Linked DNA regions of Homo sapiens: region 2 is linked to region 1. A link is a contact called in ENCODE Hi-C or POLR2A ChIA-PET data. All regions are on one chromosome and are shown on one strand. Each heading gives the region's core, a stretch centred on a gene start or an enhancer-like site at or near the end of the contact. The rest is flanking DNA. Distances are from core to core; before and after follow the strand shown.

Region 1 (6,271 bases), core at 1,392-3,891:
AATGCCAGAATACCACAACTGGACTGCGTTTATGTAGCGAGTTCTTTATTAGCTTTTGTATAGCCAGACACCCGCAAAGGATGCTAAATGTATCCAAATGGATCCAGATGATGAGGTACCAATTCAAATTTATTTAGATCAAGAGCAGAGTTGTTTCTCTGGCAGAGGGAGCCTATGCCATTCCAATTCCTGGAGTTACCCCTGACACCTCCTTTCCTTCCTCTGCTCCTTTCTAAAGCAATCTGATGGTATGCAGACAATCAGGTCAGTTTCAAGCATGTTAGATTGTGCCTGTAATTTACGCAAATTGCTTTGAAAAGCCACCATTAGTTTCAGCAGAAAGGAAGTATTATCTAGCTCAACTTTTGAGAAGCAGCAGTCAAGAGGTATTTTCACACAAAAACTCAAGCATAATTAAATCTTATAAAGAGTGACCAGTATATATTGTGAACTGCAAGTAGGAAAACCGATGATTGAAACAACAGTTTTACCCGTCAAAAATATCAATAATTCAGGCATTTCATAACAGCCATAAAAAAATTAAACAGATTTGCTTTCCAACCCTTATCAATGACTGCTCCAATCCTGCTGAGCCTTAAAAGGTAAAACATGCTTTCATGCAATTATTTATCAACATCAACTATGTGCAAGGCTGCATAAGATAGAAGCTATACAAGGCAGAGTGCCTACCCTTAAGGAGTTTACAATCTAATATATCTGTCAGGTTATAAATCGTTAGTCTAAGACCTCTATCACTTATTATCGAGTGTCCCCTGGAACACACAGGTGAAAATAAACTTCTGCTTGAAGCAAAGGGAATGACAAATAGTTTCTGAAGTCCATGCTAAATCCTTTGTTATTTTTCTTCAAACTTGCTAATATCTGGAAAAGAACTTGCTTGATAACATATTGGTAACCAATTATAGCCAGCATGTTAGCAAGAAACCAGCTTCTTTTATTTTGGTCTTTGCAAAATTTGATCATTTGCTGATACCTAGCCTGTCTTTGGTCTCTGTTCAAATAAAATTTCACTTAAAACTGTATATTGTAATTACAGAAATATAAGAAAAGAAATGCAGTTAAAAAAATAGGTACGGTGAACTTGGGATGTTCAGTCTCAACAAATGTGTGTACCCACTGCATTCTTACACATTTATAAAAGGTTGAACATTTGTTCTGGAAGGGAAAAAAAGGGCATTTTAACCTCACCTTTCTTCACCCCTGACAGTTGCCTAGAAACCAGTCTTGCCCTACCTGTGTTGCAGGTGTACCTCAAGTCACCGACACATCTCTTTTAAAGCTACAGTCTCCATTCTGACTTAAGTTTATGACTAACCATCTATTCATATTTTTATCAGGTAAGAGACTGGTTTCTTTCAAGCAATGATGAAATCCTAATAAAGACTTAGCAAGCACTAATACAGCACCATTCACGGTTAAAGAGTCATCTAATTTGTACAGGGCTATGATATACATATAAATACACACACAAAATTCCCAATAAGCATTCACGTCTTGAACACATAATTTTGCAGTCCGATTCCATTCAAAGCCGTACTTAAGACACTCAGAGCAAAGAATCACGTTTCTAGGAGAGAAGGAAGAGTTCAGAACAGCTTAGACGAATTTTTAAATACTGATTTCGGCATTACCATCGTCGCTGTGAGATTAGGCAGAGGGAGCGGGGCTGACCGCCAGAGAACCGGTACCAACCACCGCAAGCAATCGCCGAGCCTCCCACCCCAGCTTTCAAGACAGGATTTACGGGTACACGGTGTGAACAAGACAACGCAACCCCCTTTTTACAAATAAAAAAAAAATCAAACAAGCCCCCAGGCCCGAAGACGCTCATCCCCGCCGGGCAACCCCGCGAGCGCAGGCTGCGGGACGAGGACCTTCATGCTCGCCGCTCCCGAACCCCCGTCCGCTCCTGCGGTCCCGGTGCTGCGGGGACGTATCCCGGGCGCTCGGGTGCATGGCCCCGGCCAGCCGAGGGGCCGCGCGACGACCACAGCCGGCGTGGAGAAGGCGGCGGGCGCCGGCACTTCGCGGCGTCCCCAGGCCCGGGCTGCGCCGCCGGGGAGGGTCCCGCTCTCCACACCTCAATGGGGAGAAGCCCGCGAGCGACCGGCCGGCCTCTCCCTCCATCCCAGAGACTCCGCGTCGCGGCGACCCTCCCCGCGCCCTCCACGCCCCCGCCCTCGCGTCGGGGAGCCGCCTGGATCCCGGCGCCCGGCGCGGGGCCCCCTGAGGGAACGGAGCGCTGCGTGGCCCTCCCCACCCCCTCAGCGCGCCAGGCCCCTTACCCCGGAGGAGCGGCGGCTGCCCCGCGGCGCCCTCCCGCGCATGTCCGTCCCGGCTGGCTCAGCGCCGCGGGCTCAGGGGCCCGGACATCGCGCAGGCGCCTCTTGCTGGCTCGCGCTCCCGCTAGCACTCTGCCTCGCACCGGACCGCCGTCGCCGCGGCTGCCGCCGCCGCCTCTATATATAGCATAGGCCGCCGGGCCGTGAGGTCGCCGCGTCCCGCCCCGCCTCCTCCCGCAGCCAATCAGGGCGCGCGCCGCTTAAAGGGGCGATGCCGTGGCCGAGGCGTTGCGCCGGGCCCACCGTGGCGTATCGCGGCGCTGCAGGGAGCCGGCTTTGTCTCCCGGAGAGGCGTCTCCGGGCTGACCGCGGCCGCAGCTCCGCTCCTCTGCCTGAGCCGTGCGGCAGCCCTGGGAGCCTCTCAACGCCGAGCTTTCCTCAGAAGCCCGCGGCGACCCGGGCCTCGGCCGCTGTTCCTGCCCGAACTGAGGGCACATCGCGCTTCGCGCGGGATTTCCCATAAATTCAGGCTCCGGGCAAGATTGTGTGTTTTTTCCTCTCCGCGGGCCGCCGCTGGCCGTGTGGGCCGAAGAAGCCCTGGAGGGGGAGAGGGGAGCCGCTCTCGACTGGGCTTGCGGCGTGGGAGGGACAGTGAGGGACACTTAGGGACTGTGTGGGGCAGTGAAGGATAGTGTGGGATGATGAGGGACCGTGTGGACCGGTGAGCGACTGTGTGGGACAGTGCGGGACGATGAGAGACGGTGTGGGACGGTGAGGGACAGTGCGGGACGATGAGGGACAGTGAGGGACTGTGTAGGACAGTGAGGGACAGTGTGGGACGGTGAGGGACTGTGGGACAGTGAGGGACTTTGGGACTGTGAGGGACTCGGACAGTGAAGGATGGCAAGGGACAGTGTGGGACAGTATGGGACAGTGGACAGTGAGGCACTGTGAGGGGCGGTGAGGGACAATGAAGGATGTCAAGGGACAGTGTGGGACAGTGGACGGTGAGGTACTGTGAGGGGCGGTGAGGGACAGTGTGGGACTGTGAGGGATGGCGAGGGACAGAGTAGGACAGCAAGGGAGGATGAGGGGACAGAGTGGGCCGGCGTGGGGCGGTGAGGCTACGCGGGGGGAACCCAGGGCTCCTCTGACTGCGTTGGAATATGGAGGAAAGGTCCTGCTCGAGGTTGAGCCCTTCAGGGTCGCTGTGGGTTTCCAGGAGGAGCTCCCTCACTACTGACTTAGGGGGCCCTCGGCTTCCCAGGTTTGTGTTTACTCAGGCGACCTGAGCTGGCCCCGACGTCTTTTGGCTTTGGAGAGGCCACGGATGCCCAAGGACAAAGCCCCAGCGGGCCTGTGGGAGGAGGTTTCTCGGGGCGCCAGTGATGCAACTTAGGCTTATAGTTTAACCGTAAAATAAATAATACAAATGATAACAAACCAAGAGTGACTAAAGTCAGAAAAAAAGCAAACAGACGGAAACCCTCTAGTTTTAACTAGAACAAATTCCCTGGCTGGTCCTCTGTTGGGAGAGCCCAGAGACCTGTCGCTGACCTCTAGCCTCCTGGAGCCCCTGCTTGCACTTCAGCAATAATGCCTGATAGTTAGACACTGATCACTAGCTAATTGGGGTAGTTTAACATATGGAATGAGATTCTGGCCTTATTATCAGGTTAACTATTAACTCTACACCCCATGAAATGATTTGCCTTTCCCCCACTATTATTTACTTACATTCTTTTTAATTTAATTCAAAGGCCTAATTTTGAATTCAAGGCCTTAAGCACGAAAAGGAAAAAAAAAAGAAAAAGAATCTGAAGTATCTTTGCCCTCTCTCACTTGCAAAACAAACGAACGTTTTGCAGAGAGAAATCTGGCTTCCTTTCTGATGGCTCTTCTGGCTTACAAGGGGCTGTTGGGTCATTTTCATGCCTATGCCATTTGTCAACAATTCAGTTAACCTATCTTCTTACAGCCATTCATTTAGTATTATTTTAGGATGATGGAAATGAGTCACAACTAATTGCAGAGTTCCTTACCAACTAACTAGGTTTTTTGATCCAAAGAAAATCTGTCCCGATTTTCCTCCCATTTTGGCGTCATTTATGTTTGTGGCTTACCCATATGCTGTTATCAGTGTAAAAAAAAGATGAGTGTGAGAACTTGCCAGGGTACATCTTTTCAAACCTCACGGGACAGGATTTACTGAATGGGCACCTAAAGGAGCTCAAGTTTCATCTGAAAGGAGCCCTGGCTATACTATTTCAAGTCACTACAATACAGTTGTAATTTGTGCTTCGGCCTTATTGGCGTGCTTTTACATTCCCCTATTCATAAAACAGTGATAATCACCAGAGCAACCATCAAACACACCCCTTCTTTAGAGAAAGAAGATCAACAGGATACTCACTCTACAGTTGTGAGCTGTATGATGTGCTAATGTTTTGGTAAATTATCAAAAATCATAAAATCCCATGAGTAATATGTGATTAATCTGATTTTTCTATTTTAAACAACTTGCAAAATAAACTTGATTTATTCATTTTTTGGGGAAAACCTGTTTAGCCACTAGTTTGCTGTGTTTAGCTTGCAGTTATATAATATGGCTTTCTCAGCTGTGGAAGAATTACATGAGAAGACTTACACCCCACAAATTTTTTATCTAATAGTCTGTTAATGATGTGTTATAATAACATTGATATGTCAATAATATTGTAGGACATCTTGGGAAGAGTTTAAAAGCAAAACGCTAAGCATCTTGAAGTAATACTAGCATGTTGTGTTTATTAAGTGATTATTCATTGACCTTTAATAGATTAGAACACTACACCAGAGATTCGGGGAAATAGTCTCTTTTTCCTGAACCCAATTTGTTTTAAATTATCTCCAGAAAAGCATGACATTTAAAGTAAGACAGTGTTTTTTATATCTCTCACAGTCTGCTTAATTTTGAGGCCATTTTCCAAGGAATTTATATTAGTTGATTTTTTTAATAGAACTCAACATCTAAAACGTTAGACTTGCATCACATTGACCCAAATTGTCACTTTTCACTTGCCCTTCTTTCAGTGTAAGAAGAAGCTGTCTTTGGAGTGAGAACAAGGGTGAGGTTCTGGCTCAGAAACCTTAGAATCACAGACACTGTTTTCCTGAAAACATTGCTTCTTTCTCTCATCTCAAAGAAATGCCACAAGTCGTGTGTAAGTATAACATGCTGGACAGGTCCTTATTAAATTTATATTTGTATTTTGATATTATTTTAATCCTGTAGAAGAACATATACATTTTGGTGTTTATTCTTCTTGATTATAGAAGTTTTTGTGTTTCTACTTTGTTTATAATAAATATTTTAAAGTTAAACACATTTTGTATGTCCCTCTTGGTCCTAGAGCCTTTGTTTCTGTCTATACATAATATAAATGTATATTATGCACTTAAACTATTTTATAGATAAGTGTGCAATAAAAAAATACAACCAAGAGAGGAATTACATTTCCTAGAGGGTGTTTGCTTAGTGTGCTACATTGCATTTTGGGAACATTCATATTTCTGTTCATGGATGTTTCCAAAACGCATGCATGTACACACACACACACACACACACACACTCAACATATAAAATAAACTCTAGGTGATTCTTTTCATTTTTTTGAGACGGAGTCTCACTCTGTCCCCAGGTTGGAGTGCAGTGGCGCCATCTCAGCTCACTGCAACCTCCGCCTCCCGGGTTCAAGCGATTGTCCTGCCTCAGCCTCCCTAGTAGCTGGGACTACAGGTGGGTGCCACCACGCCCGGCTAATTTTTGTATTTTTAGTAGAGACGGGGTTTCACCATGTTGGCCAGGATGGTCTTGATCTCTTGACCTCATGATCCGCCCGCCTCGGCCTCCCAAAGTGCTGGGATTACAGGCTTGAGCCACCGCGCCTGGTGAACTCTGGATGATTCTAAAACACACATGCTGATAA
Region 2 (6,271 bases), core at 1,648-4,147, 91 kb after region 1:
CTCCTTTTCACAGCAGTACCTAGATTCACGTTTGGTTGGATAACTGGAAGACGGTATGTGTATATCAGGGGCCTGGAAATTTGGTGGGGCGGGTTACATCTTAGATTTCTGCCAAGCACACTGAGATTACAGTTGTGTGTGTGTGTATTTTAAGATGACTCTACACTGACTTTTGGGGGGAAATATTTAAAAAATAATTTAAAAATTGAATAAGTTACCAAATAAAAAGCGCATGTAGCCGGGCACGGTGGCTCACGCCTGTGATCCTAGCACTTTGGGAGGCCGAGATGGGTGGATCACCTGAGGTCAGGGGTTTGAGACCAGCCTGGCCAATATGGCAAAACGCTGTCTCTTCTAAAAATACAGGCATTGGCCAGGCATGGTGGCACATGCCTGTGATCCCAGCTACTCAGGAGGCTGAGGCAGGAGAATCGCTTGAACCTAGGAGTTGGAGGTTGCAGTGAGCCCAGATGAGATCATGCTACTGCACTCCAGCCTGGGCAACACAGCGAGACTCTTGTCTCCAAAAAAAAAAAAAAAAAAGAGCACATATAGACCACAGAGTATTTTTAGGGCAGTGAAGACACTCTGTATGATACTATAATCAGTGGATTTATGTCAATATGCATTTGTCCAAATTCATAGAACATATAACACCAAGAATGAAACTAATGTGAACTGTGGACTTTACTTAATAGTGCTGATTGGCTCAGCAATTGTAACGAACATGCCACACTCATGCAAAGTGTTAATAACAGGGGAACTGAGTTGGGGCATATGGGAATTCTGTACTTTTGGCTCTGCTTTTCCTGTACACCTAAAACTATTAAAAAAATAATAAAGTCTACTAGTTAATTAAAAAATCAAGGCTGGGTGCAGTGGCTCACACCTGTAGTCCCAGCACCTTGGGAGACCAAGGCAGGTAGATTGTGTGAGCCCAGGGCAGCACAGCAAGACCCCATCTCTATAAAAAATTTAAACATTAGCTGGGCATGGTGGTGAGCCCTTGTAATTTCAGCTACTCAAGAGGCGAAGGCGCAAAGATAGCTTGAGCCTAGGAGTTTGAGGCTGCAATGAGCTATGCACACGCCGCTGCACTCCAGCCTGGGCAACAGAGTGAGACCCTGCCTCAAAAAAAAAAAAAAATTCAAACAGCACAGAACTAGTATATGATGTGAACATCTTAGGCCATTATTGGGCACCGAAGAGGCTTTGGGTTGCATTTCTTCACTCATCAGCATGGGTAAATCATTGCAGAGCTTGAGTGTGGACACCACCAGGGGAAACAAGGTTGGGAGTAGCAAGGAATATGGGAAACAGAGACAGTGAATGGGACCTGATAGTGAATAGAGCCGGCTCAGCCGGCCTCCCGGCCTGACAGTGAATAGGCTGGCTCAGTTGGCCTCTGGGCCTGACACAGTCTATGTGTCTTAATTTTTTTCAGTAGCCCCAGTGTTCAGAGCTTGCTGGCTGTGATGTCACACTTTCCTTGATGATGGGATTGCAGTCATCCTCGCGCCTACCTGCCTGGCTGCAGGAAGCTCTATTCACTTCTAGGCTGTTCTCCCCAGGGCCACTTCCTTGTCTGCAAATCCATGTGAGCCAGCCCTTGTGCTCTGATTCCAGACTTCACCTCCTGGATTCCTGCAGGCTACCTCTGCTGCTTCCCAGACCTTTCCCTCCCATCCCTCTCGGGGTGAGCTCTGACCAGGCAGTAACTTTCAGCAGGACACCGCTGCACGCTTTGGAATCACAGAAGGCAATGACACCACAGAATGTAACACTGGATGCCAGACGCGCCTGCCTGTGAGTCCCAAGGCCTGAGTCTCTTTGGAGAGTCGGTTCCCCACTGGTGCCTCTGTGCATGCCATGGCCGGCCACATGTGGGACGATACAGATGACACGTGTGTCACACCAAGGCAGGATCAGAAGAATGTTTGAGATTTCAGAAAAAAAATTCAAGAAGTCATTATGGGAAGACCAGAACTTTGAGGGGTCAGAGTTGTTGGCGCTTAACCTCTTAAATTTTAGTTTACGATATTAAAAACTTAGAGGGCGGGTGAAGTGGCTCATGCCTATAATCCCACACTTTGGGAGGCTGAGGCAGGCGGATCACTTGAGGCCAGGATTTCAAGACCAGCCTGGCCAACATGGCGAAACCCCGTCTCTACTAAAAATACAAAAAATTCGCCAGGCGTGGTGGCGCACATCTGTAGTCTCAGGAGGTGAGGCACGAGAATCACCTGTGGGAGGCAGAGGTTGCAGTGAGCCAAGATCGCGCCACTGCACTCCAGCCTGGGTGCCAGAGTCAAGATTCTGTCTCAAAAAACAAAAACTTAGAGATTCCTTGTTTCTCTTTTAAAAAGTCAGATGGTGTCGTGACAGTGTGCATTGGCACCAGGTGTCTGGCGCTGGGCAGGGCTGTCTTTTCGGGCAGATGTGCTCTTTTGAGCTCACCAAGGCCCCTCCACGCCCCACAACCTGGATGATGACACCATCTCATTTTTTAGGCTTCATATTAAGGGCATTGGGTGTTCCCAATTAGCAGGTTGCGCTGGTGGCCAAAAGTATTTCTCAATCACGTAGAGTTTTTCTGGGACCTTCCTTGTTCATGGCTGAGTAAAAACAGGCCCTACCATCTAATCATTTAGACTCTCCTTTTGTGCCCTTTCTGCCCCAGGGTCTTGGAATGTGAAATTCCTTGAACAGCCATAAAAACCATAAAGTTGAAACTTTTCAATATCAATAGAACAATCAGAAAGGTGCCTTTTCTGGGTCTGTTTTAGAGTTGACTCAAAAACACAAATTCTAATCCCGCAGAGAACTGCTTGTGTTGAAATATTTACAGAAGGTCAGGGGTTTCTCCTCCCGCCTGGAGCAGAGAAGTGAAGCTGTGGGCCGTGGTTGAGCGAGGCTGGCCTCTCAAGCCTTGTTTATTCTGGAAATAACTTTGGAAAATGCCTCATATGGTTCCCCAGAGGCCTGGAGGTGGGCCTGTACAGTTCACGACAAACGAAAACAAACCATTCCTCTGCAATGTTTAGCAGAATTTATTAAAAAGATCTTTTTTAGAACTTCTAGACAGAGCTGATGGACTAGAAATGAACTTGCAAGTGTGAGGAAGTCACTCCACGGAGTGACACACACGCAAAATAAATAAATAAATAAATAAATAAATAAATATATAGTTCACCCAACTTTGTAACTGATTTAGATGGTGGAAATTTTGTAAAGTCCACCGCAGCACAGCAGTTTGAAAGAGACACTTGTTTGTTTTCATCAATCCCCAGAATGAAATCATTCCCCGAGGACCGGGTTAGCTGCTTCCTTCCCGGCATGGCCCTGCCTCTTTAAACTCATTCCCGGGGGGGACGAGACTGTTGCCTGATGCAGCAGGGGCAGCCAGCAGAAGCACTCCTGGCTGCTGGATGAAGAAACCTTTACATCCCAGGATCCCCCTCTGAGATCAATGAACAGATGGGTTTTCACAACAAGCTCTGTCTCAAGGCAAGCCTTATGTACGTTACCGACCGTGGCCGTGATGTCCAGCCTGCAGCATCTTTTTTTTTTTTTTTTTTTTTTTTCTGAGACGGAGTCTTGCTCTGTCACCCAGGCTGGAGTGCAGTGGCGCGATCTCGGCTCACTGCAACCTCCACCTGCCGGGTTCAAGCGATTCTCCAACCTCAGCCTCCTGAGTAGCTGGGACTACAGGCACCCGCCACCATGCCCGGCTAATTTTTTGAATTTTTAGTAGAGACAGGTTTGCACCATGTTGGCCAGGATGGTCTTGATCTCCTGACCTTGTGATCCACCTGCCTCAGCCTCCCAAAGTGCTGGGATTACAGGCATGAGCCACCCGCCTGGCTGCATCTTTTGCATTCCTAGACACCTGACTCATGGAGCATTTATGAGGGCCTGGTTGCCTCTGAGGGTCTCATGCTTTTTGTCAGCCTCTCTCTCTGCCATTACTCTGATAAATCTCCCCCCTCTGCCGCTCTGTTCTCCTGAAGGGACCAGTTCTAGGACCTGGTGTAGGGTCTGTGGGACCCAAAGTTCACCAATGAGTTCTTCCTTGAGATTTTTTAAGCAGGACCTCGGAGAGAAAATCCACGTTCCTCCACACTCTTGGAATTTTTAGGGCGTGGGCCTGGCGGCTGTTGATAGACAGGGCTCCTGCGGAGGAAAGCCTCTAAGAAGCCTCAAACCCCAGCAGTCCAGCTGAGACCATTGTGTTGTCCCAGTGTGTGACAGTGAGGGGACACTCAGGACACACAGAGTCGTGGTGGAGCGAAGCTTCTGGGCCCGCACCCTCCTCATGTGAACACTATGTCTGCCTTTCCTGCAGTGTGCTCACCTGGGCCTGCACGGAGCTCTTCTCGCCTAAGCTGGTTTGAATTCAGTTGGCATCACTTACAATGAAAAGGGTCTTAAAGATAAATATGCACATCAGTGAAATGCTCCTTTATGGTCTAAAAAAGAAGGTCAAACTTTCATGTTGATAAGAATTATTTGAAATTTGAGGCCGGGTGCGGTGGCTCACAGCTGTAATCTCAGCACTTTGGGAGGCCGAGGCGGGTGGCTCACCTGAAGTCAGGAGTTCAAGACCAGCCTTGCCAACCTGGGGAAACCCCATCTCCACTAAAAAATATAAAAATTAGCCGGGCATGGTGGCACATGCCTGTAATCCCAGCTACTCAGGAGGCTGAGGCAGGAGAATCGCTTGAACCCAGGTGCTGGAGGTTGTGGTGAGCCAAGATTGCGTCACTGCACTCCAGCTTGGGCAACAGAGCGAGCCTCTGTCTCAAAAAAAAAAAAAAGAAAGAAAAGAAATTTGAATGTGTACATCTAGCCAATGATGGGAAAAATCTAAAAAAAATTAAATACAAAGTGCACATCTTTGGTCTGGCTGCAGATTTATTCATTGCAGCTTTTAAAAAGTTTACATTCTTTTCCAAGTATAAAACCCTTTTTAAAAAAATGTTGTAACGATATTATTGTGACAAGTGTTGGCATTTATTGAGTGTTTACTATGTGCCAGGCACTACTTTATATTTGCATTGGCTCTTTTCATCCTCACAGAAACCTGTGAGTCCCTACTGTTATCTCCCTCTTTTTGTAGATGTGGAGACTGAGGCACAGAAAGGAAAGGTTAAACGGTTTCTCCCGAGTTACACGGCTAGTAAGTGGCAGAGGTGGGACTTGAACCCAAGTGCCTCTGCAAAGTTCAGGGACTGGGCTTTGAATATAGAAATATTTAGTAAGTATTGAAAACCATTAAATTTATTTCACTATGACAATCTTATTTATGACCGAATTATCCATTTTTAATTTTTATTTGTTTATTTTTGAGATGGAGTCTCACTCGGTTGCCCAGGCTGGAGTGCAGTGGCACGATCTCAGTTCACTGCAACCTCTGCCTCCCAGGTTCAAGCAATTCTCCTGCCTCAGCCTCTCGGGTAGCTGGGACTACAGGCAAGCACCACCAGACCCAGGCAATTTTTGTATTTTTAGTAGAGATGGGGTTTCACCATGTTGGCCAGGCTGGTCTTGAACTCCTAACCTCAAGTGATCTGTCCACTTCAGCCTCCCAAAGTGCTGGGATTACAGGTGTCAGCCACCGCGCCTGGCCCATTTTTAATTTTTAAAAAATGTTTTTTACTGTCGAGTAGGGGTTCAGGACAGACTGCCCCCAAATATGCCACTTTGGAATGTTGGTGATTTTGAGCAGAAAGCACTGGAAAACAGTAAATGCAGAGACATGGTTTCCCTGAACTCCTCTCATCTGCCCAAAGGCAGAGCCTCCAAAAGGACATCAGTTGTCCTAAGTCCCCTCCCCAGGAGTCAGCAAGGGCTGCCTTAACATCCGGACAAACTGCCACAAACCCTCGTATCTCCCATCTAGTCTTCTAAAGGCCCATTTTTCTTTCCTAAAAATCATTTCCTCTCCTCACGGTAGCCCACATCTCCTCTCCCTTTTCTCTGTTAAGATGGCATCACTTTTTTGTGATATTGTTTTTTTCTTCCTATGATGGCCCCTGTGCACATATTAAAAATTAATAAATTTGTTTACCCTTTTTCCTGTTAAATCTGTGTATTGTCAGTGTATTTCCTAGACCCAGCTATCGAACCTAGATGGTAAAGTCTTTCTTCCCCTGACTCTATTTCAAAGCAATAAAAAAGTTTAAAATGCCCCAAAAGACATAGTTTACTCTATGATTGGATTATTAGAAGACGTTAGCCCAGGGAGGTTCTACTCTGTTTTTCAGGGGTG

Evidence for each region. A loop is a pair of places that touch in the nucleus more often than their neighbours do. ChIA-PET counts read pairs that join two places held with the same protein, here RNA polymerase II (POLR2A). Pooled maps may share reads with other maps.
Region 2: a map of chondrocyte shows a loop between it and region 1 (2.5-fold over the local background). The contact joins the enhancer-like site here to the promoter of ERRFI1-DT in region 1. A Hi-C loop is called at or near these places in 19 of 168 maps with a recorded cell type or tissue (Calu3, HepG2, IMR-90 and 14 more) and 17 of 50 pooled maps. POLR2A ChIA-PET finds 5 or more read pairs at or near these places in 9 of 52 experiments (AG04450, GM12878, H1 and 5 more).

The regions. Positions count from the first base shown.
Region 1 is chr1:8,023,852-8,030,122 of GRCh38, forward strand. ERRFI1-DT (ERRFI1 divergent transcript) reads left to right here and starts at 2,642. Exons shown (of 3, transcript NR_185980.1): 1 at 2,642-3,570; 2 at 5,376-5,506. It overlaps ERRFI1 (ERBB receptor feedback inhibitor 1), which reads right to left and starts at 2,458. Exons shown (of 4, transcript NM_018948.4): 1 at 2,307-2,458. RefSeq lists silencers at 2,274-2,373, 2,494-2,543.
Region 2 is chr1:8,114,199-8,120,469 of GRCh38, forward strand. The region is part of intron 2 of ERRFI1-DT (ERRFI1 divergent transcript); the gene reads left to right. Among named protein-coding and RNA genes, the nearest start is that of ERRFI1-DT, 91 kb to the left of the region's middle. RefSeq lists an enhancer at 1,396-1,896. Within about 2 kb of position 2,898, at least 23 of the 41 ENCODE cell types and tissues checked have a DNase peak (open chromatin) inside an H3K27ac peak, as active enhancers do; they include adrenal gland, ascending aorta, endothelial cell of umbilical vein and 5 more, where a contact is called at or near this core.